Linked DNA regions of Homo sapiens: all the other regions are linked to region 1. Evidence: read pairs that join two places in POLR2A ChIA-PET (ENCODE). Cell type or tissue: Panc1. All regions are shown on one strand.

Region 1 (5,000 bases):
TGGACATTAAAATGATGTATAACATAACCACATTTATTTAAGAATGTATTCCAATATCAAATGACAAATTTCAACAATGCAAAAACCACAATTACTTTCAGCAATTAATAGGATTCAACTATTGATACACACAACCTGGATGGATTTTAAGCATGTTTTACTGAGTGGGGAAAAAAGTCGGTCTCAAAAAGTGACATTCTGGCCGGGCGTGGTGGCTCACACCTGTAATCCCAACACTTTGGGAGGCCTAGGCAGGCAGATCACGAGGTCAGTAGTTCGAGACCAGCCTGGCCAACATGGTGAAACCCCATCTCTTCTAAAAATACAAAAAATTAGCCGGGTGTGGTGGCACGTGCCTGTAACCCCAGCTACTCGAGAGGCTGAGGGAGGAGAATCGCTTGAACCCAGGAGGTGGAGGTTGCAGTGAGCCGAGATTGCACCACGGCACTCCAGCCTGGGCAACAGAGCAAGACTCTGTCTCAAAAAAAAAAAAAAAAGTGACATGCTATGTGATTCCATTTATATAACATCCTTGAAATGACAAAATTACAAAGCTGGAGAACAGATTAGTGGTTGTCAAGGGTAAGAGAAGGAGAGGGAGGATGTGACTGTAAAGGTGTGACTTGTACATTTCTTTGTAGTAAGGAAGCAATTCTGTATTTTGATTATGGGATTTATACCTGTGATAAACTGTCACTGAATTATACACAAAGACATGCAGAAAGAAATGAGTGCATGCAAAAACTGGTGAAATCCCGGTAAAGTCTGTAGTTGAGTGAATAGTATTGTGACAATGTCAGGTTCCTAGTTTTGAGAATTACTATAGTTATGCAAGATGTTACTATTAGGAAAAGCTGGGTGAGGGATATGGGAAACGCTTCTGTGGTATTTTTGCAACTTCTTGTAAGTCTATAATATTTTATTTATTTTTCTGAGATAGGGTCTTGCTCTATTGCACAGGCTGGAGTGCAGTGGTGTGATGACAGCTCACTGCAGCCTCCATTTCCTGGGCTCAAGTGATTCTCCTGCCTCAGCCACTCAAGTAGTTGGGACTACAGGTGTGCCTGCCTATGATTATTATTATTAGTATTATTACCTTTGTAGAGACAGGGTCTGGCTATGTTGCCTGTGAGCCACCGAGCCCGGCTGGATGCATCTTCTTCTTCTTTTTTTTTTTTTTTTTTTTGAGATAGAGCCTCACTCTGTCACCCAGGCTGGAGTGCAGTGGCACCATCTCGGCTCACTGCAACCTCCACCTCCCAGGTTTAAGCAATTCTTCTGCCTCAGTCTTCCGAGTAGCTGGGACTACAGATGCACACCACCATGCCTGGCTAATTTTTGTATTTTTAGTAGAGACGGGGTTTCACCATATTGGCCAGGCTGGTCTCAAACTCCTGATCTTGTGATCTGCCCGCCATGGCCTCCCAAAGTGCTGGGATTACAGGCGTGAGCCACCGCGCCTGGCCGGATGCATCTTGATGCTCTGGGTCCTCATCTGTAAAGTGGGACTAATTGTAAGACCTACATCCTAAGGTGGTAGTAAGGATTAAATGAATTAACTTAATTCATTTAATTCCTTGCATAGGAGATGCACCAAATAAACTTTTGCCATTTTGTTATTAAAATATTATTTATTATTATTATGATGCTCCATAGGCAGAGGTGGGAGGAGCGTTCAGAGAAGGCTGTGTAGGAAATGGAGGTTACAGTGGGGTTGGGATCTGGCTGTGGGATCTGAGGTTCTGCAAGGCAAGCTGGCAGGCCCACTCCACCTGGTCTACCCCCAGCTGCACAGCAGTCAGGGGTTGAGCCCAGTGCTTCTTCAACTTTCACATGTGTAGAGTTACCTGGAAATATTGTTAAAGTGCACACTTCTTTTCTTTTTTCTGTTTTTTTTTTTTTTTTTTTTTTGAGACTGGTTTTCACTATGTCACCCAGGGTGGAGTGCAGTAGCACAATCACTGCTTGCTGCAGACTAGACCTCCCTGGGCTCAGGTGATCCTCCTGCCTCAGCCTCCCAAGTAACTAGGATCACAGGTGCACTCGACCACACATGGTTTATTTATTTATTTATTGAGATGGGGCTTTACCGTGTTGCCCAGGTTGGTCTCAAACTCCTGGGCTTAAGCAATCTCCCTGACCCCACCTCCCAAAGTTCTGGGATTACAGGTGTGAGCCACTGTGCCAGCCTAACCTGCACATTTCTGATTTAGTGGGTCTGGGCTAGGGCCTGAGATTCAGTATTTCTAACACTCTGCCAAGGTGGTGCCAATGAGGTTGGTTCTACGGTTTAGCAAGACTCTAGCTGATTCCGATGCGCTTTAAAGTTTAGGAATCACTGATAGAATGTAATGATTAAAACCAATCACATCTCTGGGATTGCAGGCCAGACATCTTTTGAGTTCCCTAGGTGATTATGAAGCAAGCAAGGGCCATGAACCACTGGATTGGCTAATCCCAGCTGAAGAAAGAAAAGCAAACACACCTCCTGAAATTGGAATGTGCCGCCAGGGCAGGGCTGGGGAAGCTCAGATACGCAGTGGTCAGGAGATGACAGAGGACAGACTGAATTCGAAAGAGAAACAGAAAGGAGGCTAGAGCAGAGAGCTTGGAATTCTTCTAGAAAGAGATCCCTGACGGAAAACCCTCAGAACCCATAGAGTGGTGAAAGGAGAGGAAATCGCCCTGAGTCACCCCTATTTCCTAGCAGTGGTGAAAGCACAAACGAGTTGGGGGCAGATGTTTTTGAAGCAATTGGGGCATGGTGGAGGTCTTTCTTGGAATCTTAGGGGGCACATGTACAGTTTTGCGGGAGCTGCCAGAAGAAACACGATGGGTTTGGTTGACTTGTCTCAAACACACCCAGTGGGCTGGGTGCTGCAATCCTAGCACTTTGAGAGGCCGAGGCAGGTGGATCATTTGAGCCCAGGAGTTCGAGACCAGCCTGGCCAACGTGGTGAAACCCTGTCTTTACCAAAAATACAAACATTAACTGGGCATGGTGGCACGTGCCTGTAATCCCAGCTACTCGGGAGGCTGAGGTAGGAGATTGCTTGAACCCAGGAGGTGGAGGTTGCAGTGAGCTGAGATCATGCCACTGCACTCCAGCCTGGACAACAGAGCAAGACTGTGTCTTAAACAACAACAACAATGACAAACACACCCAGGGGAGATTAAAGTAACTCCATCTTGGATGCTAATCTGCCATCTTGACTTCTTTTTTATTTGTTTGTTTTGCGACAGAGTCTTGCTCTGTTGCCCAGGTTGCAGTGCAGTGGCACGATCATGGCTCACTGCATCTTGACCTCCCAGGGTCCAGCAATCCTCCCACCTCAGCCTCCTGAGTAGCTGGGACTACAGGCCTTCACCACCACACCCAGCTAATTTTTAAATTTTTTTGTAGAGACGGGGTCTCACTATGTTGCCCAGACTGGTCTTGTACTTGTGGGGTCAAGCGATCCTCCATTCTCGGCCTCTCAAAGTGCTGAGATTCAGGCCCATGTTGACTTCTGATTAACTCCAGTTCTGGGAATGCCTCTAAGATTTCTATTTTCATGTACTTACCAAAAATCCTGCCCTTAGGTCAAAATAACCTTTATGTTATCATAAACACATACTTACCATAAATCCTGCCTTGAGGCAAATTTCCTATAGTGTATAAGCCCTACATTTGTGGGATAACTGTGTGGGGGATCCCCTCTGTCTTCCTAGGGCCTCCTGAGACATGGCTTCGGTTTGTGAATTCCTCTTAAACGTTTCCTTCTAAGAAATTGGATTTGTCGGCCGGGCGTGGTGGCTGACGCCTCTAATCCTGGCACTCAGGGAAGCCAAGGTGGGCGGATAACCTGAGATCAGGAGTTTGAGACCAGATTGGCCAACATGGTAAAACCCTATCTCTACTAAAAATACAAAAATTAGCCGGGCGTCATGGTGGGCGCCTGTAATCCTAGCTACTCGGGAGGCTGAGGCAGGAGAATTGCTTGAACCCAGGAGGCAGAGTGAGCTGAGATCGCACCTCTGCACTCCAGCCTGGGCAACAGGAGATTCTGTCTCAAAAAAGAAGAAGAAGAAGAAAAAAAAAGAAACTGGATTTGTCAGGCTCTTTCTCCCTTGGCCTTTGGGGGTAGGTTTGCACAGACCTGCTTACCTTAGAACACATCTCGTAATGAATAATGATGACAGTGACTATATTTCATGAAATGTGCTAAGTGCTTTACACCCACAATTATATAGATTCCCCACAACAAGCCTCGGCAGTGAGTATTGTTCTCCTTTTCCACTGATGAAATTGAGGCTTCATTGTAACCATCAGGCCATCCTTCTCTCTCTCTCACGCCTGCATGCACATGTGCACACACACATACACAATACCACATCATTTTCAATTCATCAGTAAGTTCCACTGGCTGTATTTTCAAAGCGTTTCCAAATTCACGCACTTCTCACCCTCCCCATACATCTCATCTACCTGTCTACTGTCACCTCCTGCCTGGATGATCACAGCAGCTTCCTCCTGGTCACCCCTCACTCCCACACCCTCTTTCCCACCTACAGTCAGAGATTACATCCCCGCTCTATTCAAAACCATCTTGTGGCTCCCATTCTGCTTAGAAAAAAATATCCAACCCCTGCCTTCCCTTACAAAGCTCTTGGAGGTCTGGACCCTCCCCCTCGCAGCTCCATCACACTGGCCTCATTGCTGTTCCTTTCTTTCTTTTTCTGAGACAGGGTCTTGTTCTGTTGCCAAGGCTGGAGTGTAGTGGCATGATCATGGCTCACTGCAGCCTTATCTCCTGGGCTCAAGCGAGCCTCCACGCTTCAGCCTCCTGAGTAGCTAGGATGACAGGTGGGTGCCACCATGCCTGGCTATTTTTTAAAAAAGTTTTATTTATATTTTTTGTAGAAATGAGGTCTCAGTATGTTGCCCAGGCTGCTCTCAAACTCCTGGGCTCAAGTGATCCTCCTGCCGTGGCCTCCCAAAGTGCTGGGACTGCAGGCGT
Region 2 (5,000 bases), 140 kb before region 1:
ACTAGTGTGCCTGGCTAATTTTTTTGTACTTTTTGTAGAGATGGGGTTTTGCCATGTTGCCCAGACTGGTCTCAAACTCCTGGGCTCGAGCAATCCTCCTGCCTTGACCTCCCAAAATACTGAGATTACAGGCATGAGTTACTCTGTCTGGCCCCAATCCCCTTCTCATTCAGACCCAGGATTTTGGAACTCAAGCTCCCTTCTCCATCAGACCCAGAAGTCAAGGTGCCCAGACCCTATCTCGAGATATCTCTTACCTTGAATCCAGGCTTAGCTAAGGATGGAGAGATGAGAGAGAGAGAAGCATTAGTGAGATGTAAGGGAAAAAGAGTGATTCCCCCATAACTGATGAGCTGAAGCAACCACCCCTCCCCAACCCGCCCCAGACATCCCACCGGGCGACAGACAGGGATGGACCAGGCTGAACCGGGGCAGTCACTGACCGTTCTGTGGGAACATGACATAAGGGTCCTTCACCGGCTCTGCGGGGAGGACACAGTGATGTCAGGAGCCCAGCTCCCACCCCGATGCCTGGATCACCCTTAGGGGTGAGTGCTCACCAGACTGCCTGCGGCCTCGGCGAATCACAGAGGGCCCAGGAGATGGAGCTGTGGGAGGGAGGGCCAGAGCCCTGTGTGAGCCCAGCTCCCGGGTCCTAGGGAAGTGGGGCTGAGGGCTGGGACTCAGGGATCCACCGCCTTTACCTGTGTTCCTTCGCCCAGGGGTAAAACTTCTAGCATCTCGAGGTCGAGGAGACCCAAGTGGGGGTGTCAGGGGCTCTAGGACAGGCTTACTTTTGGGGGCACCTGTGGGGAGAGTTTTGGGGCTAAAAGCCAACTTTTTCTTGGAAGTAATTCGTCTACTTCCACACCCTCCCAGCCCAAGGCCCCAACTCACAATGCAGGCTGTTTTCAAGGAGAACTTGCTTTGCCTGAAAGACAGGAGGATGAGGGCTGAGGTGGGTCGATCTTGGAGTACCACAGAGAGGATACTTTAAGCACCGTAGTCATGCCCATTAATGGGTGCTGTTTTTGTTTTTAGATCTTGCTCTATACGCCAGGTTGGAGTACAGTGGTGCAATCATAGCTCACTCCAGCCTCTACTTCTGGGATCAAGCGATCTTCCCACCTCACCCTCCTGAGTAGCTGGGATTTCATATGTGCACCATCACATCCAGCTAATTTTTTTTTTTTTTTGAGACGGAGATTTTGCTCTTGTTGCCGAGGTTGGAGTGCAAAGGCGCGATTTCGGCTCACTGCACCCTCTGCCTCCTGGGTTCAAGCGATTCTCCTGCCTCAGCCTCTTGAGTTGCTGGGATTACAGGTGCCCGCTACCACACCCGGTAATTTTTGTGTTTTTAGTAGAGACGGGGTTTCACCATGTTGACCAGGCTGGTCTTGAACTCCTAACCTCAGGTGATCCACCCGCCTTGGCCTCCCGAAGTGCTGGGATTACAGGCGTGAACCACCACGTCCAGCCCAGCTATTTTATTTTTATTTTTTTGAGACGGAGTTTCGCTCTTCTTGCCCAGGCTGGAGTGCAATGGCATGATCTCGGCTCACCGCAAGTTCCGCCTCCCAGGTACAAGTGATTCTCCTGCCTCAGCCTCCCTAGTAGCTGGGATTACAGGCATGCGCCACCATGCCCAGCTAATTTTTCTTTTTCTTTTTTTTTTTTGAGACAGAGGCTCACTCTGTTGCCCAGTCTGGAGAGCGCAGTGACGCAACCTAGGCTCACTGCAAGCTCTTGCCTCCTGGGTTCACGCCATTCTCCTGCCTCAGCCTCCCGAGTAGCTGGGACTACGGGCACCTGCCACCACGCCTGGCTAATTTTTTGTATTTTTGGTAGAGATGGGGTTTCACCATGTTAGCCAGGATGGTCTCGATCTCCGGACCTCGTGATCCGCCCGCCTCGGCCTCCCAAAGTGCTGGGATTACAGGCATGAGCCACCGCGCCCGGCCTAATTTTGTATTTTTTAGTAGAGATGGGGTTTCTCCATGTCGGTCAGGCTGCTCTTGAACTCCTGACCTCAGGTGATCCGCCCGCCTTGGTCTCCCAAAGTGTTGGGATTACAGGTGTGAGCCACCGTGCCTGGCCAGCCCCAGCTAATTAAAAAATGTTTTTTAGAGACAGGGTCTCACTATGTTGCCCAAGCTGGTATCGAACTCCCGGGCTTAAATGATCCTCCCACATCACCCCCTCGAAGTGCTGGGATTATAGGCATGAGCCACCACAGCCAGCTGATGGGTGCTTCTATTGGTCAAGCCCATGACGTGGCTGGTGACCATTACTCATCACCACAACCCTAGGATGAAGGCGCTTTCATTCCTCTAGGTGAGGAAGTTAAGGCTCAGAGAGGTTAAGTTACTTGCCCAAGGTCACAAAGCAGGGACATGGTAGAGCTAAGATTCAAACCCAAGTAGCGGAATTCTGCACTTTTAGCAATCACATTATAACAGACTGCTCTGGCATTGGGCAGGGGCGTCTCTTAGTACTATTGGGGGAGGGTGTCTCCAGCACTCAGAGGGCCCCCGGCTGCGGCAGGAGCTGTACCTTGGCAGGGATGGAGGCAGGGTGGTTCTCAAAGAAGAGGCGCTGGAGACAGTGAATCCACAGCCTCTTCTCTTCTTGGTTCTTGGCCTAGGAGTGGGTTGGAGTAGAGTCAGGGGGCCAGGTGTGAGGTCTCGAGGCTGGGGGATCCCTGCCAGCCTGATCCCACTACATGCTCACCTGGAGCAGGTGTCTGTGCTTGGGAATGGTCAGATCAGACACCTTGAACCCTAGAGGGTCTCGGGGACTCTCGCTCACGCTCAGGTTGCAGCACTGGAAGGAAAGAGAGGGGTAGCAAGCTCAGAGTCCTTGGGCTCAGTGATGCCCCTTGTACGGAGACACCCTTGGAGGTGTATCTGGGTCCTCCTCCCTAGGAAGATGCATCCCATAAGGCTGTATGGTGGGTTTCCTCTCCCTTTTTTTTTTTTGAGACAGAGTCTTGCTCTGTCACCCAGGCTGGAGTGCAGTGGCATGATCTTGGCTTATTGCAACCTCCGCCTCCTGGGTTCAAGTAATTCTCCTGCCTCAGCCTCCCCAGTAGCTGGGATTACAGGCACTTGCCACCACGTCCAGCTAATTTTTGTATTTTTAGTAGAGACGGGGTTTCACCACGTTGGCTAGGCTGGTCTCGAACTCCTGACCTCAAGTGATCCGCCCGCCTTGACCTCCCAAAGTGCTCGGATTACAGGAATGAGCCACCACGCCCAGCCTTCTCCTTTTTTTTCTTAAGTGGGGCAGCTCTCATTCTATACACTAGAAAGAAAGCTTCCCTTGGCTTCCATTCTCTAACTCAAGAAAATGTGGCAGGGTCCCCTGGCCCACACTGCCGGGCACACAGATACAGGTATATGGGATATACTTTGTAGGTAGTATTCTAGCCCCACCCCATCCCCAAACTCACGAAGATGTGGCCTTTGTAGGTGTACTCCAGCCCCCTGCGCTTGGCCACCAGCAGCATCCGAGAGAACAGGAAGAGCAGCCGCTCACCCCCTCGTAGCCGGGGGCCACCCCCTCCGCCTCCTCGGAACGCGCCCTCCAACACCAGTTCCCCAAAAGCACTGAGCTCTGGTCCGGTCCAGCCACCCAGCCGCCGCTGCACTTCCTGCCGGGACCCCGCCAGGTGCGCCGGGGCGCAGAGACAAGCATGGGTAGGTGGCACACACATACACACCAAAACAGGGGGTTAGCAACAGGGCCATGCTGTCCCAGCCAACCCTCCAAGGCTACCTCTGAGGCACTGATTTCCCCCCACCCGCCCCAAGGCCCCCTCGCTCACTCCCTCATCCAGCAAGCCCCAGCCCACCCTGGGGCCACCTGGAGGCGCGCTGCATGCTCCTGCTTGCGCTTCATGTCGTTGATGTACCAGGCAACCGCTGTCATGGACACAATAGCTTCCTCCACCATCTCGCGACCCCCAGTGCCTGGGCCCTCCGCCCAGTGCTTCCCTAGTTCCTGTCAGGCAGCCACCAGGCACGCAGGGATGGGGAGAGAAACAGAGAAGGAGAAAGAGAATGAGAATAACAGGAGATGGAGAAATATAAAGATAGGGGCAGAGGCCAGGCGCAGTGGCTCATGTCTGTAATCCCAGCACTTTGGGAGGCTGAGGTGGGCAAATCACCTGAGGCCAGGAGTTCGAGACTAGCCCGGCCAACGTAGTGAAACCCCGTCCCTATTAAAAATACAAAAATTAGCTGGGCATGGTGGTGTGCGCCTGTAATCCTAGCTACTCAGGAGGCTGAGCAAGGAGAATCACTTGAACCCAGGAGGTGGAGGTTGCAGTGAGCCAAGATCGCACCACTGTACTCCAGCCTCATCGACAAGAGTGAAACTCCACCTCAAAGGGAAAAAAAAAAGCTAGGGCTGTGCGCGGTGGCTCACGCCTGTAATCCCAGCACTTTGGGAGGCCTTGCCCAACTCGTGGGGGGTCCATCCTCCAGATGAACCAACAGGTGGTCAAGGGACAGGACCTCCCCCTCCCCAGCCTGGCTCCAGGGGCCCCAGCTGACCTGCAGCAGCAGATGGTACTTGAGAATGCGCTGGACAGGTTTCAGCAGGAAGCTCTGCAGGGGCAGCGAGTGGCGAAGCTGGGCCTGGCGCTCCTGCAGCCACAGGGCTGCTGGCGGAGACAACGACAGCTCCCGGAGCAGGGCCAGGGAGCTGGGGGCACAGCACAGGTCAGTGGGGATTGTCAGTTCCAGTGGGCGGGGTCAAGAGGGGTTAGGGAGGGGCCAGGGTTTGGGAAGGGTCAGGGTCTGACAGGGGGCGGGGCAGTGAGGGAGAGGTCAGTTACTGTCACAGCCTGGCAGGGGTCGGTGCTGGATGGGTCGGGGGTAGAGGGAGGGTGACGGGTGACTGGCACATCAGCTTGTGGGCACAGCCTGAGGCCCAGCAGGGGCTCCTGCCCCTCACCTCGGGTAGTTCATGCAGTACAATGTGTAGATGTCAAAATC
Region 3 (5,000 bases), 57 kb after region 1:
ACTGGAACCATGTGTGGCTAATTTTTTTTTTTTTTTTTGTAGAGATGGATTCTTACTACATTGCTCAGGCTGGTCTTGAACTCCTGGACTCAAGTGATTCCCTCACCTTGGTCTCCCAAAATGCTGGGATTACAGGCATGAACCACCATGCCTGGCTAGAGTTTCTTTTTTAAAATTATTTATTTATTTATTTATGAGACAGAGTCTCACTCTGTTGCCTAGACTGGAGTGCAGTGGTGCGATCTCGGCTCACTGCAACCACCTCCTGGGTTCAAGCGATTCTCTTGCCTCAGCCTCTAGGTAGCTGAAATTACAGGCGTGCACCACTACGCCTGGCTAATTTTTGTATTTTTAGTAGAGACGGGGTTTCAGCACGGTGGTTAGGCTGGTCTCGAACTCCTGACCTCAAGTGATCCTCCTGCCTCGGCCTCCCAAAGTGCTGGGATTACAGGCGTGAGCCACCGCACCCAGTGTCCCCCGTTTTTAAAGTTTTTTTGGGCCGGGCGCGGTGGCTCATGCCTGTAATTCCAGCACTTTTGGAATTACACACAAGTGCTCCTGATATCTTGTACTGTATTACTTTTTTTATAGCATATATCACCTTCTAACTTATCATAAATGTGCTTATTTTTATTTTTTTATTTTATTATTTATTTTATTTTATTTTATTTCATTTTATTTTTTGAGACAGGGTCTCACTCTGTCACCCAGGCTGGAGTGCAGAGGCACGATCTTGGCTCAGTACAGCCTCCACCTCCTGAGCTCATGCAATTCTCTCACCTCAGCCTCCCAAGTAGCTGGGAACACAGGTGCACGCCACCAAACCTGACTATTTTTTTCTATTTTTAGTAGAGACGGGGTCTCGCCATGTTGCCCAGGCTGGTCTCAAACTCCTGAGCTCAAGCAATCTTCCTGCCTTGCCCATCTAGCCAGATTTGCTTTTTTTTTTTGAGATGGAATTTCACTATGTCCCCCAGTCTGCAGTGCAGTGGTGCAATCTTGGCTCACTGCAACCTCTGCCTCCTGGGCTCAAGCGATCCTCTGGCCTCAGCCTCCTGAGGAGCTGGGATTACAGGTGTGTGCCACCACACTCGGCTAATGTTTGTATTTTTAGTAGAGACGGGGTTTTACCATGTTGGTCAGGCTGGTCTCGAACTCCTGACCTTAAGTGATCTGCCCAACTTGGTGTCCCAAAGTGCTGGGATTACAGGCGTGGGCAACCGCTCTCAGCTGTGTCCTCTCTTCTTAAACCTCCAACTCTTCCTCCCACATGTCCACGCTCACGGATGGCTTTGTTTCTTCCACTGAAAACACAGAAGCCATAGAAGAGAAATCCCCTGTGCTCCCACCAGCAGCTCTACTTACTTCCCAGCGTCTAGGCCTAGATACTCTGCTATCCTCCTGTTCCAATATGATATGATCCCCAACCTCCTTTCCAAGCCCAACTTCTCCACTTGGCCTCTGTGTCCCACCCTCTCTCTCAAGAACATGCTCCACAGTTCTCCCCACATTCTTGCATCATCAGTTGCACCTTATTTAATGAAATTCTGGACAGGAACAGTGGCTCATGCTTGTAATCCCAGCACTTTTGGGAGGCTGCGGTGGGAAGATCACTGAAGCCCAGGAGTTTGGAGGCTGCAGTGAGCTATGATCGTGCATTCCAGCCTAGGTGACAGAGCAAGATGAAAGAAAGAAAGAAAGAGAGAGAGAGAGAGAGAGACAGAAAGAAAGAAAGAAAGAAAGAAAGAAAGAAAGAAAGAAAGAAAGAAAGAAGGAAGGAAGGAAGGAAGGAAAGAAAGGAGGGAGGGAGGAAGGGAGGAAGGAAGGAAAGGAAGGAAGGAAGGAAGGGGAAGGGAAGGGAGGAAGGAAGGAGGGAAGGAAGAAGGAAGGAAGGAGAAAGAAGAAAGGAAAGAAAGAAAGAAATTAGAAGAAGGAGAAGGAGAAGAAAAGTAAGTAAGGAAGGAAGTAAAAGAGAGAAAGGAAGGAGGAAGAGAGGGAACAAAGAAGGAAGGCAGGAAGGGAGAGAAAGAGAAAGAGAAAGAAAGAAAGAAAGAAAGAAAAGAAAGAAAAGAAAGAAAGAAAAGAAATTCTATCTCCACCCCTACCCCTCCAGCTTCTACTCCATTCCTCTGCTTGTCTTTTCAGCAACAATTGTCAAGCATTGTCTCCATCCTCTTCTTCTCTTCCTACTTCCTCTTGTCTCTACTTCCTCTTCCCCTGTGTCTCTTTTCCACACATTCCAATGAGGCTTTTGCCCCAACCACTGCAGATTCAGCTCTTGTCAAGACAACCAATGACCTCCATGTTGCTGAATCCAGGAGTAACTAACTTCTCAGTTCCATCTTTCCTGATGTGTCAGCAGTGGTGACATGGGTGATGACCCTCTGCTGCTGAGACACATTCTTCACGTCCTTCCATGGTCTAGGTCCCCTCCTGACACTGTCTGCTCCTCCTCGGTCTCTTTTGCTTATTCTTCCTCTCCCTCCTCATTTCTAAACACTGGCATCTGCCAGCCATGGTGGCTCACGCCTGTAATCCCAGCACTTTGGGAGGCTGAAGTGGGAGGATCTCTTGAGCCCAGGAGGCGGAGGCTTCAGTGAACTATGATATGGCACCACTGCACTCCAGCCTGGATGACAGAACAAGATCCTATGTTAACAAACAAAAACAAAGGCCAGGCCTGGTGACTCAAGCCTGTAATCCCAGCACTTTAGGAGGCCGAGGCGGGTGGATCACCTGAGGCCAGGAGTTCAAGACCAGCCTGGCCAACCTGGCAAAACCCAGTCTCTACTAAAAAATTCAAAAATGAGTCGGACATGGTGGCAGGTGCCTGTAATCCCAGCCTCTCAGGAGGCTGAGACAGGGAGAATTGCTTGAACCTGGGAGGTGGAGGTTGCAGTGAGCCAAGATCGTGCTACTGAACTCCAGCTTGGGTGACAGACTGGGACTCCATCTCAAAAACAGAAACAGGCTGGGTGCAGTGGCTCACGCCTGTAATCCCAGCACTTTGGGAGGCCAAGGCGGGCGGATCACGAGGTCAAGAGATCGAGACCATCCTGGCTAACATGGTGAAACCCCCATCTCTACTAAAAATACAAAAATTAGCTGGGCGTCCTGGTGCCCGCCTGTAATCCCAGCTACTTGGGAGGCTGAGGCAGGAGAATCACTTGAACCCAGAAGGTGGAAGTTGCAGTGAGCCAAGGTCACACCACTGCACTCCAGCCTGGCGACAGAGCAAGACCCTGTCTCAAAAATATATATATAAAATAAAATTAAAAAAAAAACAGAAACAAAAACAAAAAATCAAAAACACTGGACTACCCCAGGGCTCAGCCCCAGCCTTCTCCCGCATCTATCTGTGATGCAGTTGTCTATTCTCATGGTTTAAAACCCAACCCCACTGCTACAGTGATGACTCCTGGGGAAGATCCAGTTACTGATGCAAATTCTTCACCCCTCCCTCCATCTATACCCTCGCCACGGACTTGCCAAAGGCAGAGTGTACTTCTGTGCCCTTTGATGTTGGATCTGGCCATGTGACTGTTTTAAGCCCATGACATTGATGTCCAGAAGTGAACACCTGAGGCAGGTCATGTCCCTCCCCTGCTCAGAATCTGCCCATGGCTCCATGTCACTCAGGGTAAAGGGAGTGACCCGAATCATTCACTTTATATATTTAGTGACAAAGACCTTACGTGAGGCCCCCATGACCTGCCCCTGTGACCACTCTGACCTCATCTCCTCCCTTTCTCCGTCTACCTCTGTCCACTCCTTGCTATTCCTCAAATATTCCTTTGCACTGGCTGTTCCCTCTACCTCGAATGCTCTTCCCCCAGTATCACCATGTCTCCCTCCTTCTCCTCCTCGAGTCTTCGACCAAATGCTTCTGCATGAGGGTCCCCTGATCACGCTATTCAAAAGGGCACCCGCCTCACTCCATCCTCCCTCCCGGCTGTACTTGTCTCCATAGCACCTACTGGGCATGGCATTCAATCACTGCAATTATTATTATTATTATTATTATTATTATTATGAGACAGGGTCTCATTCTGTTGCACAGGCTACAGTGCAGTGGCACATTCTCAGCTCACTGCAGCCTCCACCTCCTGGGTTCAAGCAACTCTCATGCCTCAGTGTCCTGAGTAGCTGGGACTACAGGCACACACCACCACACCCAGCTAATATTTCTGGTACTTTTAGTAGAGATGAGGTTTCACCATGTTGACCAGGCTGGTCTCGAACTCCTGGCCTCATGCAATCTGCCCGCCTCAGCCTCCCAAGTTTCGAGGATTACAGGTGTGAGCCACCGTGCCTGGCAACTACATTTATTTTAAATTGTTTATTGCCTGTCTCCCTCTACTGGAGTGTAATCTCCACAAGGGCAACGTTTTCATCTACTTTATGAAGTCACTTGTAAAATTTTAAAATGTGGCTGGGCGTGGTGGCTCACGCCTGTAATCCTAGCACTTTGGGAGGCTGAGGCAGGCGGATCACAAGGTCAGGAGTTCGAGACCAGCCTTGCCAACATGGTGAAACCCCGTCTCTATTAAAAAATACAAAAATAAGCAGGGCATGGTGGCGTGTGCCTGTAATCCCAGCTACTTGGGAGGCTGAGGCAGGAGAATCGGTTGGACCCGGGAAGTGGAGGTTGCAGTGAGCCAAGATCACGCCACTGCACTCCAGCCTGGGTGACGGAGCAAGACTCTGTCTCAGAAAGGAAAAAAAAAAAAAGGGAGAGAGTGGTGTGACCTGTGTCATCTGGGAATGAAGCTTTAAGCACTAAGTGCCGGTGCCTATCCCACCTGCTTTTCCCTGGGATCAGAGACTGGCAATGAGCCAGGGATTAGCTGCTCTCTCAGCCTGGGTGAGGACAATGACAAGCACAGCACCAAAGTGTCCTGGGATGAGCACACGGTGTAAGCAGGCAATCAGCCTTCGCAGGCGTAAGCCGCTGAGACTTGAGGTCATTTGTTACTGCAGGAAAATGCAGCCCATTTTGA

What was found. Peaks named below come from ENCODE experiments on the same cell type or tissue, not always from the same donor. Only the 100,000 strongest peaks of a DNase experiment are listed, where the experiment ranks them.
Region 2: POLR2A ChIA-PET joins it to region 1 with 5 read pairs; 2 of 35 experiments call an interaction of 5 or more read pairs at or near these places.
Region 3: POLR2A ChIA-PET joins it to region 1 with 5 read pairs; 2 of 35 experiments call an interaction of 5 or more read pairs at or near these places.

Annotation. Positions count from the first base shown.
Region 1 is chr19:39,275,302-39,280,301 of GRCh38, reverse strand. No RefSeq gene overlaps it. Among named protein-coding and RNA genes, the nearest start is that of IFNL2, 9.4 kb to the right of the region's middle. In Panc1, no CTCF peak of the experiment used is centred here; a DNase peak (open chromatin) is centred at 2,502; H3K27me3 peaks cover 287 bases.
Region 2 is chr19:39,416,557-39,421,556 of GRCh38, reverse strand. It overlaps PLEKHG2 (pleckstrin homology and RhoGEF domain containing G2), which reads right to left. Exons shown (of 19, transcript NM_022835.3): 6 at 4,960-5,000; 7 at 4,557-4,707; 8 at 3,865-4,002; 9 at 3,452-3,652; 10 at 2,731-2,823; 11 at 2,554-2,640; 12 at 898-931; 13 at 705-806; 14 at 561-608; 15 at 444-482; 16 at 258-274. Among named protein-coding and RNA genes, the nearest start is that of PLEKHG2, 6.4 kb to the right of the region's middle. In Panc1, no CTCF peak of the experiment used is centred here; a DNase peak (open chromatin) is centred at 2,318; H3K27ac peaks cover 559 bases.
Region 3 is chr19:39,218,672-39,223,671 of GRCh38, reverse strand. No RefSeq gene overlaps it. Among named protein-coding and RNA genes, the nearest start is that of SYCN, 17 kb to the right of the region's middle. In Panc1, no CTCF peak of the experiment used is centred here; a DNase peak (open chromatin) is centred at 2,300; H3K27me3 peaks cover 1,040 bases.